Regions from separate parts of the Homo sapiens genome. Here region 1 is linked to region 2. The links are chromatin loops, found by intact Hi-C in ENCODE. Cell type or tissue: PC-3. All regions are shown on one strand.

The links. Hi-C counts contacts between places; a loop is a spot of excess contacts. Peaks named below come from ENCODE experiments on the same cell type or tissue, not always from the same donor. Only the 100,000 strongest peaks of a DNase experiment are listed, where the experiment ranks them.
Region 1: a loop joins it to region 2, with 8 times the contacts of the local background. A loop is called at or near these places in 16 of 110 quality-filtered maps.

The regions. Positions count from the first base shown.
Region 1 is chrX:20,513,001-20,521,000 of GRCh38, forward strand. No RefSeq gene overlaps it. Among named protein-coding and RNA genes, the nearest start is that of RPS6KA3, 250 kb to the left of the region's middle. RefSeq lists an enhancer at 936-2,135 and a silencer at 3,353-3,502. In PC-3, no CTCF peak of the experiment used is centred here; DNase peaks (open chromatin) are centred at 1,601, 3,021 and 3,321; H3K4me3 peaks cover 743 bases; H3K27ac peaks cover 3,943 bases.
Region 2 is chrX:20,249,062-20,257,061 of GRCh38, forward strand. The region is part of intron 1 of RPS6KA3 (ribosomal protein S6 kinase A3); the gene reads right to left. Among named protein-coding and RNA genes, the nearest start is that of RPS6KA3, 14 kb to the right of the region's middle. RefSeq lists an enhancer at 3,890-4,184. In PC-3, a CTCF peak has its summit at 4,035 (motif pointing right); a DNase peak (open chromatin) is centred at 4,120; H3K27ac peaks cover 1,643 bases.

The DNA of each region.
Region 1 (8,000 bases), 260 kb after region 2:
TACTGGATTGGTTCTGCTTCAGTAGCATTTTTGCTTCTCAAACACCATAGATAAGAGAATTTTGTAGATATTCGAGAAGAATGAAAGAATACAAATTGAAAGACATACATATCTTGCCACCAAAATAGTCTTCCTTTTATTTGAAGCAAGTAGCTTACAAAAATAAGGAAAATCTGTGTGCAAAGAATTCAACTGCGTGCTCAAAAATAAAATCAAAATAAAAGTCAAAGTGTAATGCCTGTTGGATTAATAAAGTTTCTTTGTTTTCTTATAATAATACAAGTTGGCAGAGCTCCACCTACATTAAAGTATTTCCTGGCATAACATTCTTCATTTTGGTTCCCCTTCCCCCACCCCACTTTGGTAAGCTTGTCTTACTGACATTTCTGTTAATTGATGGCTGCTAGACATAACCACAAGGCAGACAGATTAGGAAAGAAAAGTTGAAGATTGTTTATAAAACGGGAAAATCCTGCCTTTTAAGTTGTAGTATTAGCCCAGGAATCTCAATTCACCAAGATAAAAATTGAAGGTACTGCAGTTATGATACAAGTCGTAGTAAATGGTGACAATAGGATCAATATTGGGGAAAACAATTAAGTTGATTCAAGGGTATTGTAAAGCATTCTTACTCTCCTAGAATGAATCTAAAAGAAAGCCTATCTTTAAGTTATTCCTGTACTAAATATCATTTTCAAATGTTGACTAGAAAGTGAGACTTGGTAATATGGACTTTTGCATTTGGTGAAGTTAGTAGCATAAAAGTTAAGAGCAGAGACTTTGGAGTTAGCTTGCTTGGATTAAAAATGTGACTTCCATGACTCAATAACTATATTATTGTTGGTGAGTTACTAGAGCTCTCTGAAATGCTGACTAAACTTCTTCATCTGAAAAACAGGGATGATAATAGGGTTTCTGGGAGAATTCAACAAAATAAATAACTTAGACCATCATTTGACACATGATGTGTTAAAAATATAAACTATGAGGTGATGATGACATGACTTCTGATCCTCATGAAGGTACACAATACAAAAAGAGTTCGAACAAATTGTTTTAAAGAAATGCCTACTTAGTTGTTTGTTGTTCAGAGGTTAAAACTATTGTTTTGTTTGTGGAACAAGTTGAGAAATAGGTTAAGTAGCCAACAAACCAACAGAACAAAAGAGACCAATCAGAACTGTCAATATGTTAAAACTAACAACAGTTCTGAAGGCTGATCTCATGAGAAGATCTGTTTCTCTCTCTAAAAGAAAATGGTCGATAGCACTGATTTTGAAGTTTTTTGGCATCAAGACTTGTGGAATCTCATCTGTTCAGTTAGTCATTAATTGGGACCAGCAGCTAATTTGAAATTGAGGTTTAATACCAAACATGATGGACATTCAGGCTGAATCTGAATCAGGAATGAAGTCATCAATCACAGTGACTTTGAATGTCCTGCTGTCATTATTAAACTCGAAAGAGGATTAACATTGAGTCAAATTACACTAAGATATAAATGTCAACACCAAATGCATCCTGATTCACATTAATTTTCCAGCTCTACATTCACTCTGCCTTTCCACATTGGGACCAAGCCATGATTCATAGGCAGCCCACTGATGAGTCATCTTCTGCTTATGTTTGGATGGGTCAGAATGCCCTGAGTGGGTTGATGAGGAGGAGGCAGAGAGGCCAAGGCTGTGACATAGCACAAGCCCAGGGGCTAGGATCTAAGTCCCAGGACCCAGGAGAGGGACCTGCCACACAATGTCTCTGGTTCTCAGAGGACTGAACTTCCAATGGACTCAACTCTCCCTGAATGAGGCTTCCATGATGACTACAGAATGTATCAGAGTCCTTGGGCAGAGAAAAATACAACTTCAGACCTAGAGGAATAGTCTTCTCCTCCCTAGATGGTCCTGGTTCTTGATATTGCAGACAGAGAATTACAGAACAAAGAGCACCCAAGACACCATAGCTGAAAGTCCCAACTAGGTGATAAACCCCACCTGGTGCTAAAAACCATCCAAACAAGCACTCAAACTAATATACAGGTCCTCTGATAATGATTCCAGTTGTTGCCTCAGATCCCAGCTTGAAATTCCACCTTTCATCTTCCTTTCCCCTTGATCTCCTCATTATCATACTCTAGTCCATCCTACCTCTGCCCAGTGGCCCTGTTCTCTACAGTGATCTCCCTTTCTGCCTATTTTAATGGTGAACACCCCCAAGTTCTACTGCTAGCTCATCATCTGACTCTATACCAGGCCAACCTCTCTCTAACATCTATTCATATTGAGAGGCTCTTGGCTGATGAGAATTTGCCATTCCTCCTTGGGTCATACACCTAGGTTAAACCAGTCACCTTCATAGAAAATTGAGACAAGAGGAACATCCTGAACCTCTACTGAATCAGGCAAGAGAGAGTGCTTGCTATACTGGATTCAGGATTCAAATAAAGATCAAGATATTACAATACCTGGCTTTAAGAAACTGAACTCTGAAAAGAGAAAGTTTTTACAGCCTCTAGTTTGAATGGTCTTTGCAGTCATGGTTCAAGTTTTTCAGTTTCTAAAGGCCATGTACAAATGTCTGGGACTTTCGGGACTTCTTCATATTCCATCCCCTGTACCAGCACCCAGTAGAGCATCCAGCCCACAACAGGTAGTTGGTAAATTATTTTTTTGATGCAACATAAATAATCTATCCTTGAGAAAATAGTTGTATAATATCTTTTCCGTTATAGAAACTAGACCAGCCATGAATTATATGTATTTACAGATCACTGGCCCAGAAAAGCTCAGGTCAATAACTTGTTGCAGTATTATGAGAGTTAACTACTGCTGCATCACAAACCACCTCAAATGTTGGTGGTTTAAAACAGCAATGACTTATTATTGCTCACAAGTCTATGGTTGGCTGGGATGGGCTGATCTAGGCTGGGCTCTGCTGGGGAGGCTCAGCTTCATGGGTTGCACCCCAGGCATGTTCCTAGAAGATGGCAGAGCCACAGGATGGCAAGAAGAAGCAGGCAAACTTCACACTGGCACCCTGACACTTTTGACCACATTCGTTTGACCAAAGGAAGTGACACAACTTAGCTCAAAGACAAGGAGTGGCAAAATACACTCTGCCTTTATGGAGGAAACTCCAAAGTCACATAACAAAGGGTGTAATACAGGGAGGGGTGAAAAATTCAAGCTGATCATGCACTTTATCACAAATACAATTTCTGAGAATGTGGGCAATTTGATTATAGAGGAGGGCTTTGTTGATGTTAAAATAATGAGCTCTGGATGACATTGGTTGCAAGGTACTCACTTCCTCCAAATGCTTACTCATTTGGTTCTTACTACTTCTAGGAGGGTCACAGTGGTTGAAACTAAAATTAGCTGTGTTCAAGTAAATGTGACTCATAAGAGAGCAATGAGGAAGCTGGTTTCATATGGCATTCCCTCCCTTCCCACCCTCACACACTAGGTAATACAAAAGAAAGTAGCTTACTTGTCCAGAGATGGGTTTATCTTGAAATCCCTAACTTCATGCAAGTTCCAACCAGTAAATTAACTGCAGTGGCTTTTCTATAGATAATTTGTTTAATCAGAAACCCAGGATAATAAAAATCTTTGAAGTATTTTTAATGATCTTTTCCTAGTTGAACTAAGTCAGTGTCCCTCATGGTCACCCAAATTAACAATACAAGTTTATGTTTCTTGGTATTGAATCTACAATTCTGATATACAAGAATCTTTACTGAAGCACGCAACAAAATGCAGAGAAAGCTCTCTCCACAGAGTTTTTGTGGTTGGTATTTTCAATTTCATAAGAAGATAAAATGTGAAGCAAACTCTAATTAAAGTATCTTCAGAAACATATTGTTTTGGCTTTGGCAATTATATAGCTACCTTGCTTCTGATGGCAATTAGAATTTTATATATACCAAAAAAAAAAAAAAACAATTTTCTCCCAGTGCTCTAATTTGAAAGCTCTGTGCTCCATGTGAAACAAGCAAAAGGTGGTCTATGTTGATTAATTAGGGGTTAGGATATTCAGAAATACTACAAAGAAAATTATCAGGGTGACTTTTCTGTAAGAAGCAAGTTTATAAACCTCTTGCCTAATTTGTACACACAACAGAAAAAGCACTTTAGCTCCACTGTACCCGTGTTCTTCCCTTGAGAAGGATGCTTCTGCAATAGCACGCAAATTTCAGGTAATAGTAAAAGATCATCAGAATCATCCTTTAGCAGAAAAACAAGCCAAAATACCCACCCACTCAGTTTCTCCCAGAGCGCTTTACTTCAGGAAGATAAACATGACTGCAATAAGAAATTGATGCAATAAAGAACGTACTTATGTTACATTTACAGCCATATCCAGGGAGACAGCTAATGGCACTCTAAAAATGGTCATTTTGTCAGAGCTTTAGTGTCGATTATTGATTACACACAGGAAACAGTGGCTTCAAATACCCAGTGACAGCACAAACAGCACCTGGTTAGGTCCTGTGCACGAACATGGTACACAGATGACATTTGGTACACAGATATACTTGGTTTATTTGATTAAAACTCCTGGTATCAGCAGGGAGAATTGTAACTAATCAGCTCTTTATTTTTTTAGTTCAATATCTAAAAATCGATTTCCATGAGTGTATCCATAAGGGATGAAGAAAACACTGATCAAAATTCACAAGAGGTCTTATACAGCCTGGTGGAGATACAGAAAGAATGCTGGGCTGAGTCAGAGCACAGCTGGTAACAATAGCTAGCATTTAATTAATACATCTCATGGTGCCTGGTACTGTGCCAGGTGTTCTGTGAGCATTAATCTATTTCATCCTTTGAACAGCCCTATAATGTGGATGCTGTTGTCATCCCCATCTTGCAGATGGGGCTGAGAGAGATGTTTAGAAATTGGTTCAGTCTCACAGCTAGCAGATGGCAATACCAGCATCCACCTTCAGACCCAACCCTTCTCCATTGCACCGCAGGGTCAAAATGTGCTGGACTCGAGTTTCCCTGTTTTGCTAACTTGAAGTGCATCCTCGAACAAATCCCTTTCCTTCTGTGGGCCTCTGTATTTTCATACAAAATTGAAGTAGTTGGACTAAATCAGTGGTTTGCAACCTTGGCTGAAAACTAAGATCACTTGGAGTGCTTTTATAAGGCAATTTGCTGAGTATTTACTCTATGCCAAGCATCTCATTCGATTCTCTCAATAGTACTGAGATCTCTTTGAGGAAATGAAGAACACCTGATCTCATGGAGGAAAAATTGAGGTTCGAGAAGTTTGGTAACTTGCCTAGCTTATATAGTTCATAGTCTTCAATTCAGACACACAGGCCAGTTACACAGTTCAGGTCTCCGGCATTTCTGAGAGCCATTCCTGGGCTTTGGGTCCTGGGATGAATTATTCTCATCCTTTAGTGACTTGAGACTGCTCTCCCTGTCTCCAGGCTCATCCCTTTCTAATCTGTCGTTCCCATTGTTTCCTCAACGCTTCTCCTAAACTTGCATCTTACTCCCACCCTGAAATCTGACATTGTGTCTTCAGGGCTTTCTGGATGTTTTGACCTCCTTGATGCAGTGCACGAGACACTTCATGATCTGGTTAGTTCTCCAGTCTCATTTTCTGCCAGTGCCTCCCCCACCACTCCTCCCCCGGCTGCACTTTGTTCAGGCAAAGTGTGTCATATAGTTTCTTACATCTGTGTCTTCACATATGTGGCCGTTTCTTCCCAGAATGCCCCCCCGCAACACCCCATTTAATTCTTGCTCCTCCTAAGCTCAGCTGAAACACCTACTCTTTCTTCAAACTGCTCTAGCCACGATGGGGACTCTCAGGCCCTCTTTGTTTCCCCAGTACCCAGGGCCCTTCTTTAAGATAGTCGGTTTGAAGCGCCACTTTCTTCTGAAGCATTTTCTAACCCTCTGATTTATAACTGACGGTTTTCTCTGAAGTGAACTGGAGAAGAGGGGATGGACTGGAGAGGGAGCAGGATGGGGCGATTTTCTCAGGGTTCACTCCACCTCTGCGTCCCTCCCTCTGGTCCGAGTTCTATTATCTCACCCCTAGAGTATTACAATAATTGCATCCTGACTGCTCCCTTCCCTTCTACCCAACAGACTCTTCCCGACACGCAGGGCACAGTGATCCTTTTATATATAAGGCAGATCATGTGACTCCTCTCCTCAAAACCCTGTGATTCACGTCTCAGGCCGAGTCAAAATCCAGGTGCTAACAAGGGCCTATAAGGCTCCCCATCAGTGCTTCTTAAACTTTCACGTGCATATGAATCACCTGGGGATCTGATTAAAACTCAGACTATGATCCAGTAGCTCTGGGGCAGGGCTGGAGAGTCTGCATTTCTAAGCAGCCAGCAGGTGAGGCTGAAGCTGCTGATCCTAGGACTCCACTCTGAGTAGTAACCTCTCCGTGATCTGGTTTCCCGTTATCTCTCTGATCTCCTTTCTATTCTTCTCCTTGCTCTCTCTACTTCAGCCCCACTGACTTCCCTGCTGCTGTTCAAAGAACACACCAGAAATGTTCCCTTGCCTTAGGGCCTGTACAACAGCTATTCCTTTTGCATGGAATGCCCTTACTCCGGATAGCCACTTGGCTAACTCTGTTGCTTTCTTCACATCTTTCCTCAAATCTCACCTTTCCAATGAGGTCCACCCTGAACACCTAATTTAATATTGCGATCTTCCCCCTGCTGTCCCCAACCCTTCGTCCTGCACTCCTGAAATTCTTTAGCTCCTGTTTTTTTTTTAATACCTCTAATCACCTTTTCACATATTATATAAACTTATATTCATTCTATTGTTATCTGGCTCCTCCTTAATTCCAGAAAGCCTGTTCCTCACGAAGCCCCTGTTTGTGTGTTATGTCCATTGTTGTTTCCCAAGAGTCTAGAACAGTTGCCAACAAATACCATTTGAATTTTGAATTTGAATGCAGTGGGTGAGTGAGAAGAAGAAATGAAGATAATGTGGTGCAACTCAGTGTTTCTATACCACTGAGTACATTTTCCCCGAGTGCATTTTGCGTGGTGCTTGGCATATTGATGTGAGGCATTGCTTTGTACATTCCAAAGGCTTTTTCTTGGTCAAGATGCAGCAAAGCGCCTCATGCTCGAGACATTTCATGTTTTCCTTACTTTATTTCCAGATGACTCAAATTAAAATGTTATTTTCTTCATTCAAACTTGCCATTATCTTCAGAGATAAATTTCAGGAAAGAAATAAATAGTATTTGTAATTACTGCCTTGTATCTTACCTATGACTCAGCTGGGTAAGTGCCTCTTCCGTACTTCATTGTCTTCAAATTTAGTAAAGCAATTAGCTATGTCTTTTATGATGGCAGAAGTTGATTCCCTTTTAATTCTATCAGTCATTTTATCCTCCTTCCCCCTTCATTTTTCTCAATCCTCCTACATTACGAAGCTTTAACTAGGCATTGTTTAACTGACATTATAGTCAGTATTTTTTATATAACTAAGAAGATTATATCATGGGATAATGACACAAACTAACTTCATTGATTTAGCTCTTGAATTGATCTCGGGTACCGTGCACACAGATCAATAAGTTGCCTTGACTTTTTTTGAATTGGATCTGATAATTATCCATCCTCCAAAAAAAAATCTCTTAAATATTACATTGAACCATAGGAAATTCCTATTTTTATGAGTCAAAATGGTTGAACATTGGCAATTTTCTATGATTCAACCTAAATATAATCAGGAGGCTTTCTACCCACCTCCCTTCAGAGAACAACCAATTCCTCAAAAAAGAAGCAAGCCTTGTAGGTTGCAGAACAAAAAGCTTGCTAGAAAATAGGGCACTTAGGCTTGATGAAGGGAGATCACTCTTGCTGTTCACATGAAGTCTCCATCCTGATAGCTGGGCTCTTTGAGCAAGCTCTGGGCTGGGAAGACTGGCTGACACACTGGATAGGTAAGGCCGTGGGGGCCTTCTGGTGACCATTCACACTGGATGGAAATACTCCC
Region 2 (8,000 bases):
ATATAAATCATATAGCATGTGACCTTTTTTTCACTCAGCATAAATCCCTTGAGATTCATCCAAGCTGTTGTGTGTATCGACAATTCATTCCTTTTTAGTTAGCGAGTAGTATTATTCCATGATGTGGATGTGCTAGACTATTTGACCATTTACCCATTCAAGGACATTTGGTTTCTAATTTTTGGATAGTACAAATAAAGCTGCTAGGAACATCTGTGCACAGACTTTTATGTGGACATAAGTTTTCATTTCTCTGCGGTGAATGTCCAGGAGTACAACTGCTGGATCATATAGCAAGTATATGTTTATTAATAAATGGCCAAACTATTTTCCTGAGGGGCTGTATCATTTTATGCCCTCACCAGCAATATATGAGTGATCTAGTTTGTTTGCATCCTCGCCATTTATTATTGTCACTATTTTTTATGTTGGCTGTTCTAATAGGTATGTAGTGATACCTCATCATGTTTTTTCACTTCCCTGATAGTTAACCATGCTGAACATCTTTTCATATGCTTATCTGCTATTCATCTTTGGTGAAGTGTCTGTTCACTTCTTTTGTCTATTTTTTGCCTGGATTGCTTGTCTTTGTTATTGCTGAGTTTTGAGAGTTCTTTGAATATTGTAAATACAAGTCCGGTCTCAGTTACAGGTTCATACCCTTCGCAGAGTCTTTTTCATAGATAAAAGGTCTTGAATTTTTCAGAAGTTCAATTTATTGTTTTCTTCTTTTATAGAATTTGCTTTTGGTCTCAGGTTTAAATGCTTCATTTAGCCCACAGTCCTGAAGATCTTCTCCTATGTCTAAATTCTAAAAGTTTTCTAGTTTTACATTCAAATCCATGATCCATTTTAAATTAACTTTTACACAGTACGAGATTTGGGTTGAGACTTATTGTTTTACCTATAGGTGTGCAATAGCTCCAGACACCATTGTTGAAAAGGCTATTTATCCTTCCTCTATCAAACTGCTTTTGTAACTTTGACAAAAATCAGTTGGCTGTACTTACGTGGGTCTATTTCTTGTTCTCCATCTTATTCCACTGATCTATGTGTGTATCCCCTTGCCAATACTACAGTATTTTGAGTACTGGATATAGTAAGTCTTAAAATCATTTGGAAGGGTTCCTCCCATTTTGTTTTTAGAGACAGGGTCTTGCTCTGTCACCCAGGCTGGAGTGCAGTGGTGTGATCATAGCTAACTGCAGCCTTGAACTCCTGGGCTCAAGGGCTCCTCCTGCCTCAGTCTCCCAAGTACCTAGGACTATAAGTGCATGCCACTATTCCTTGCTAATTTTTTAAAAAATTGTTTTCCTAGACATAGGGCCTTGCTATATTGCCCAGGCTGGACTTGAACTCCTGGCCTCAAGTGATCCTCCCACCTCAGCCTCCCAAGGTGCTGGGACTACACCATTAAGTTTTATGTTAGCTGTAGGTTCATTATCAAGTTGAGCAAGTCCTCCTCTATTAGGTGGCTGAGTTTTTATTATGAATGAATGTTTAACTTAGCTAAATTTTTCTCTTTCCCATAAGCCATTTTATGATCAAGAAAAAATACGTTTTCTCCATTAGTATCATGTGACTTGTCTTCTTTAACCTTTTAATATGGTAGGCTACCTTGAATGATTTTTGAATACTGTGTCTGATGTGGAATAAAACCCACTTGGTCATGGCATGCAATTCTTATATGTTGTTAGATTTGTTTTGCTAGTTTTTGTTGAGGATTCTGTGTCTATGTGCTTCAGGGATATTGACCTGCAGTTTTCTATACTATCTTTAGGTTTTGCTATCAGGATAATACTGGCCTCATAAAATGAGTTGTAAACTGTTCTCTATTTTCTGGAAGAGACTATGTAGAATTTATGTGATTTCTTTATTCCTGACAGTCCAAGTTTCCTTCTTTTATCATTCTCTTTCAGGGTCTGCTACTCACAAATTCTCTTAGTTTTCCTGCATCCAAGACCACTCTGATTTTACCTTCATTCCTGAAGGATATTGTCACTTGGTATAGAAATCTGGGTTGACAGTATCTTCTTTCAGCACTTGAAAAATGGTGTGCCATATCCTTCTGGCATCCATAGATGTTTTGAGATGAGGTCTCACTGTGTCGCCCAGGCTGGAGTGCAGTGGTGTGAAGATGGCTCACTGGGGCCTTGACTGTCTGGGCTCAAGTGATCCTCCAGCTTCAGCCTCCCCAGTAGCTGGAATTACAGGCACGTGCCACCATGCCTGGCTATTTATTTTTATTATTGTTATTATTTGTAGAAATGGGGTCTTGCCATGTTGCCCAAGCCGATCTCGAACTCCTGGGCTCAAGCAATCCTCTTGCCTTGGCCTCCCAAAGTGCTGGGATTATAGGCGTAAGCCCCTCAAAGTGCTGGGATTACAGGCGTAAGTCTCCCAAAGTGCTGGGATTATAGGCGTAAGCCACTGTGCCTGGCAGACGTCCATAGATTCTGATGGAAAATCTGCTGTCGCATGAGTTGTTCCCTATAGGTAACAGTTCATTTCTCTCTAACTGCTTTAAAGATTCTTTAATTTTCAAAAGTTTGATATTTTACTTTTTCAATTGTCATAAAACATAACATAAAATTCACTATCTCAACTATTTTAAGTGTATGGTTTAGTAGTATTAAGTATATTCACATTATGCAACTAATCTTCAGAACTATCTTGCAAAATTGAAACTCTGTATCTATTAGACAATAACTACTCATTTTCAAAAGTTTGATTTTGATTTTGTCTAGGAGTGGATTACTTTGCATTTATCTTATTTGGGATTCAGTCAGCTTCCTGAATCTGTAAGATTATGTCTTTTGCAAAATTTGGGGAAATTTCAGCCATTATTTCTTCAGGTCCAGTTTCTTTTTTCCCTTTCTGGGACTCTGATGACATAAATGTTAAATCTTTTGTTAATGTTCACCAGGCTCTTGAGGCTCTGTTCATTTTCCAGTTTATTTTTTCTCTATTGTTCATTTCTATTGCTTTATCTCCAATGTTATTCTTTCCTATCATCTCCATTCTTCTATCTAGCCCATGTAGTAAGTTTATTTGTTACTGTATTTTTCAGTTCTAAAATTTCTATTTGGTTCTTCCTTATGGCTTCCATTTCTTTTCTGAGACTAATTTTTCATTTGTTTCAAGAGTGTTTGTGATTGCTCACTGAGGCATTTTTGTGATGGCTGCTTTAAAATTCTGGTCTGATAATTACAACATCTGAATTATCACAGTGATGATGTGTGTTGACTGTCTTTTCTCACTCATGTTGCGATTTTCCTGGTTTTTGGTATAAGTGATTTTTTACTGTCTAATGGATATTTGGAGATTATAGGACTCTTTCCTATTTAATCTTTTTTTTTTTTTCCCCGAAGCAGGCAGTCCTCCTGTTGAGGTGGAGTGTGTATGTTCAACTTCCCTCTGGGCCGCACCAACATCACCCAGGCAAAAGTGGAGCAATGACTCACACTGTTTTGTTGCAGATGGGTGGGACGGAAGTTCAGCTCCACTCTTAGTCCCAATGAAAGTAGGGCACCAACCTGTATCACCTCACTGCCTCTGAGTAGGGGTGTAAGCTCACCTCCCTGCTGGGCCCCACTGATGACAGGGAGGAGGAAAGCAGAGGGCTGACTCAAACTTCTTTGTTGCTGCACTATAAAGCCAAAAGCTCAGCTCCCCAAAGGACCCAGCTAACAACAGGGGAGGGTAGAGAAGGAAGCAGAATGCCAACTAGCCCTGCCACCCATCACTTGCCAGATGGGAGTGAAGGCTCAGTTCTCCACTGGGCCCCACTGACATTAGTGGAGGTAAGATGTGTTGAGAATCCTACCTCCAACCATCTTGTTCTGCCTCGTTGATGTAAGGTGAGGGTAGAGTATGGATTAGCCCTGGCTCACGTCACCTTGTTAAGTGTCATTGCTTCTGGGTTGGGGTGGAGGCTCAATCTGCTACTAGACCCCACTGCTGCTAGACACCACCCTGGCAAGAGCATAACTTCCTTCAGCTTGAAGTGGAATGAGGGAAAACGCTTCCTGCCTGGTCTGCCAAAACCACCCAGCAGGGGGAACCAAAGTGCTGTCTGCTTTTGCTGGGCAAAGAAATGGGTGCTTAGGTCTCTGATCTCCCCAGCCCACACCACTGGGTTGGGGAGTGAGAGCACTGTTATTTGCTTCTTTGGGGTGGGGTGGGGTGGGGTTTTTCTGATGGTATTTGGCCAGGGTAGGGTGAGTATTGTCAAAAAGGTTTAGACTTACTTGGCTACCTTTCCCCCAGTTGTTTGTCTAAAGGAAACAGGCTTTTTCTCAGAGCTCTTTTTGTCTGTGACTGTTGGCAGTTCTAGTTTGGAGGCTTTCATAGCACCCTGTCTAGGATATATGGGAGGTGACAGGAAGAACACAAATAGTGAATTCCCTGGGTTTTCTTGAGTCTCGAGGTCTGCAGGCTGTTTGCCTTCTTTTTCCACCTTTAGAGTGTTCCTGTGCTTGTTTGTTATGTCTACAGTGTTTTCGCTGTAAGGGAGATCAAGGAGGAATAGGGGTCCTCTATCTTGGCAGAACCAGATGTATCCTCCAAGTGATTAATTTTTATGTTGAAAATAACATTTATTTTCTAATTTTCCACATTATGGTTGAAAATGTACTACAGAAAACTGCTGTAACATTATAGGTCATAATTTCCTCCTAAAGATCCAATTACATCTGCTTATATTATTCTTTACTAATTTACCTTGTTTCATGCTATTAAACTTCCTGCCCACCCTAGTACTTCTAGACTTTAATGTTCCAAAAGAAAATAAATCCATTTAATTCATTTTCACCTAGTAGTATACTATACATACTCAGAAGAGCTGGCGGGGGAGGGGAGGTGGTGGGCAGGAGATAGCTTTAAAACTCATTTATGAGCTCTTCTTTTTATTAATCCAAGGCAAAACTTATTTTTAATTTGCCTATGACATTTCTCTAAGGATTACTTAATATGAACATCCATTTTGATAGCTATTACTCTTGAATTATACCAACAGCCAGCAGGAACTTGAAGGAAAAGAGGCAAATAAGGTTTTGTTTTATTTGCATTTTTACTTCTTCAAATAACATACCTGTATACGTTACTTCACTTGAGATGGATTCCTGAATTCATTTATCTGTTGACTTATATTTAATTTCAGAGATTCTAGGCATATTATCTTCCTATTAAGATTAATAATTAATCTTCAATTAACTCTTGCACTTTTGCTTTAAATAAGAAACTATAGACTAGTTTAGGCCGAGGAGACTCTAAGGAAAAATATCACTGCCCCAATCTTTGTTTTCTTTCTGTAACTTTCTTTTTTAAGTTCTATAACCAATATTTAATTCTTTGTTGTGTTCCTCTAGGAATTCCACTCTGGCTGAGAGAAAGGGTGCCCTAGGTGAGAGGTATCCTAAGGCACTTTCATAGAACCTAGAGCTCTATTAACCCATTTGGAAAACCACTATTTTAGGAAAAGCCTTGTATTTATCAAATCTAAAAAGAAAGAAAATATCTTAAAAGCACGTATTGAAACTAAGTTTTCTGAGAAGAAATACATATACAAGGAACTTCCCTATCAGCATTAGAACAAAAGCCAACTTAAGTCCCTAAAACGGTAACAAAATAAGCACGTGAATTATGTATACGAATGGACAAGAAGCACATGAAAAGATCCTTAACATCATCAGTCATTAGAGAAATGCAAATCAAAACCACAATGAGATACCATTTCACACCCAGTAGGATGGTTATAGTAAAAAAGACAATAATAAGTGATGGCAAGGATACGGAAAAGCTGGAACTCTCATACACTGCTGATGGGAATGTAAAATGGTACAGGCCAGCTGGAAAAGTTTGGCAGTACCTCAAAAAGCTAAACATAGATTTACCATATGACTCAGCAATTCTACTCCTAGGTATATATCCAAGAAAACTGGAAACATGTGTTCACATAAAAACTTAATACGAATGTTCACAGCAGCATTATTCATAATAGCCAAAAGGTAGAAACAATTTCCAACGTCCATCAACTGATAAATGGATAAACAAACTGTGGTATATCCATAAAATAGATTATTCAGCCACATAAAAGAATGAAGTCTTCCTACATGCTACAACATGTATGAACCTTGAAACATGCAAGAACCTTGAAAACAGACACAAAGGCCACATACTGTAGGATTCCATTAATATGAAATGTCCAGAATAGGTGAATCTAGAGACAGAAAATAGATTAGTGATTGCCAGGGACTGGGGGAATGGAGGAAATGGGGAGTGACCGCTAACATGTATGAAATTTCTTTTTGGGGGTGATGAAAATGTTCTAGGAAATAGATAGTGGTGATGGCTGCACAACCTTGGGAATATAGTAAAAGCCACGAATCATATACAAGGGTGAATTTTATAGTATGTAAATATCTCAATTAAAAAAGGAATTAGGCTGGGTAAGGTGGCTCATGCCTGTAATCCCAGCATTTTGGGAGGCCAAGGCGGGCGGATCACCTGAGGCCAGAAGTTCGAGACCAACCTGGCCAACATGGCAAAACCCTGTCTCTACTAAAAATACAAAAAATTAGCCAGGCGTGGTGGTGGGCACCTGTAATCCCAGGTACCTGGGAGGCAGAGGCAGGAGAATCACTTGAACCCGGGAGGCAGAGGCTGCAGTGAGCTGAGACTGCACCACTGCATACTCCAGCCTGGGCAATAGAGCAAAATTTCGTCTCAAAAAAAAAAAAAAAAAAAAAAAAAAAAAAGGAATTAGGCCGGATGCAGTGGCTCATGCCTGTAATCTCATCACTTTGGGAGGCAAAGGCAGATGGATCACCCTGAGGTCAGGAGTTTGAGACCAGCCTGGCCAACATGGAGAAACCCCATTTCTACCAAAAATACAAAAATTAGCCAGGCGTGGTGGTGGGCACCTGTAGTTCCAGCTACTCGGGAGGCTGAGGCAGGAGAATAACTTGAACCCAGGAGGCAGAGGTTGCAGTGAGCCAAGATTGAGCCACTGAACTCCAGCCTGGGTGACAGAGAAGAAATACATATACAAGGACCTTCCATATCAGCATTAGAGCAAAAAGCTCTGGGTGACAGAGTGAGACACCGTCTCAAAAAAAAAAAAAAAAAAAAAAAAAAAGAAAAAAAAAAGGAATTAATTAGGGCTATTTGACCTGACAGTCTAAGAAAAAAAAAAATGATTGCATAACTTTCCTTTTAAATTTCCTTTTCTTATACGATAGCAAGATAATTGTTAACATTTTTGGGTTGAGCCAAATTCTGTTTTCTGGCACTTTGAGGGAACATCAAGTAGATTTTTCTGAAAAGAGGATGCAAAGATAGAGAGGTAACGATTTAATAAGCTGCAATCAAAGAACAGAGCACATTTACTCATGCATACACCTAGAGGCTTCTGTAAAGAGAGCTGTTAAGTAATGTCTAGGCAGGCCCCCCTTTTTCCAAGTACTGTAATTTTTGTTTCAAACGTTAGACATTTTGTTTTATTTGTAAGACAGCTGGTTAGAAATCTCAAATAATCTTCCCATACAATGCCATAAATGCTGTTTTTCAGGCCAACTCACAAAAGCCTATTTAACCCACTGTATTTGGAAACTAACATCAACTTCACTCAGTTTTACTAACTTTTTAAACTTTACTTATTGACTACTTAAGCACTGTCTCTATTGTGAACAGCATTCCTAGTTCATGCCAGGATCACATCATCTCTACAGGCCTCCTTGGTGAGAAGAGGGCTTCATGCTACATACATACATATATTTATATATGTGAGAAGTCACCTATCTCTCTAGGTTATTCTCTACATCTCCACAATAGCTACCCATGTAAACTACCTGGAACCTTTTTCCCCTGTAGCAGATTTCATTTAGACTGAGTCACTCACCTGGATGTTCTCAACTCAAACAGGGCTGTGTAGTGAAAAGTCATTAGAATTTGCAATCTGTGAGACTTGGGTTTGAATTCTGGCTCCTTCAGTTACTAGC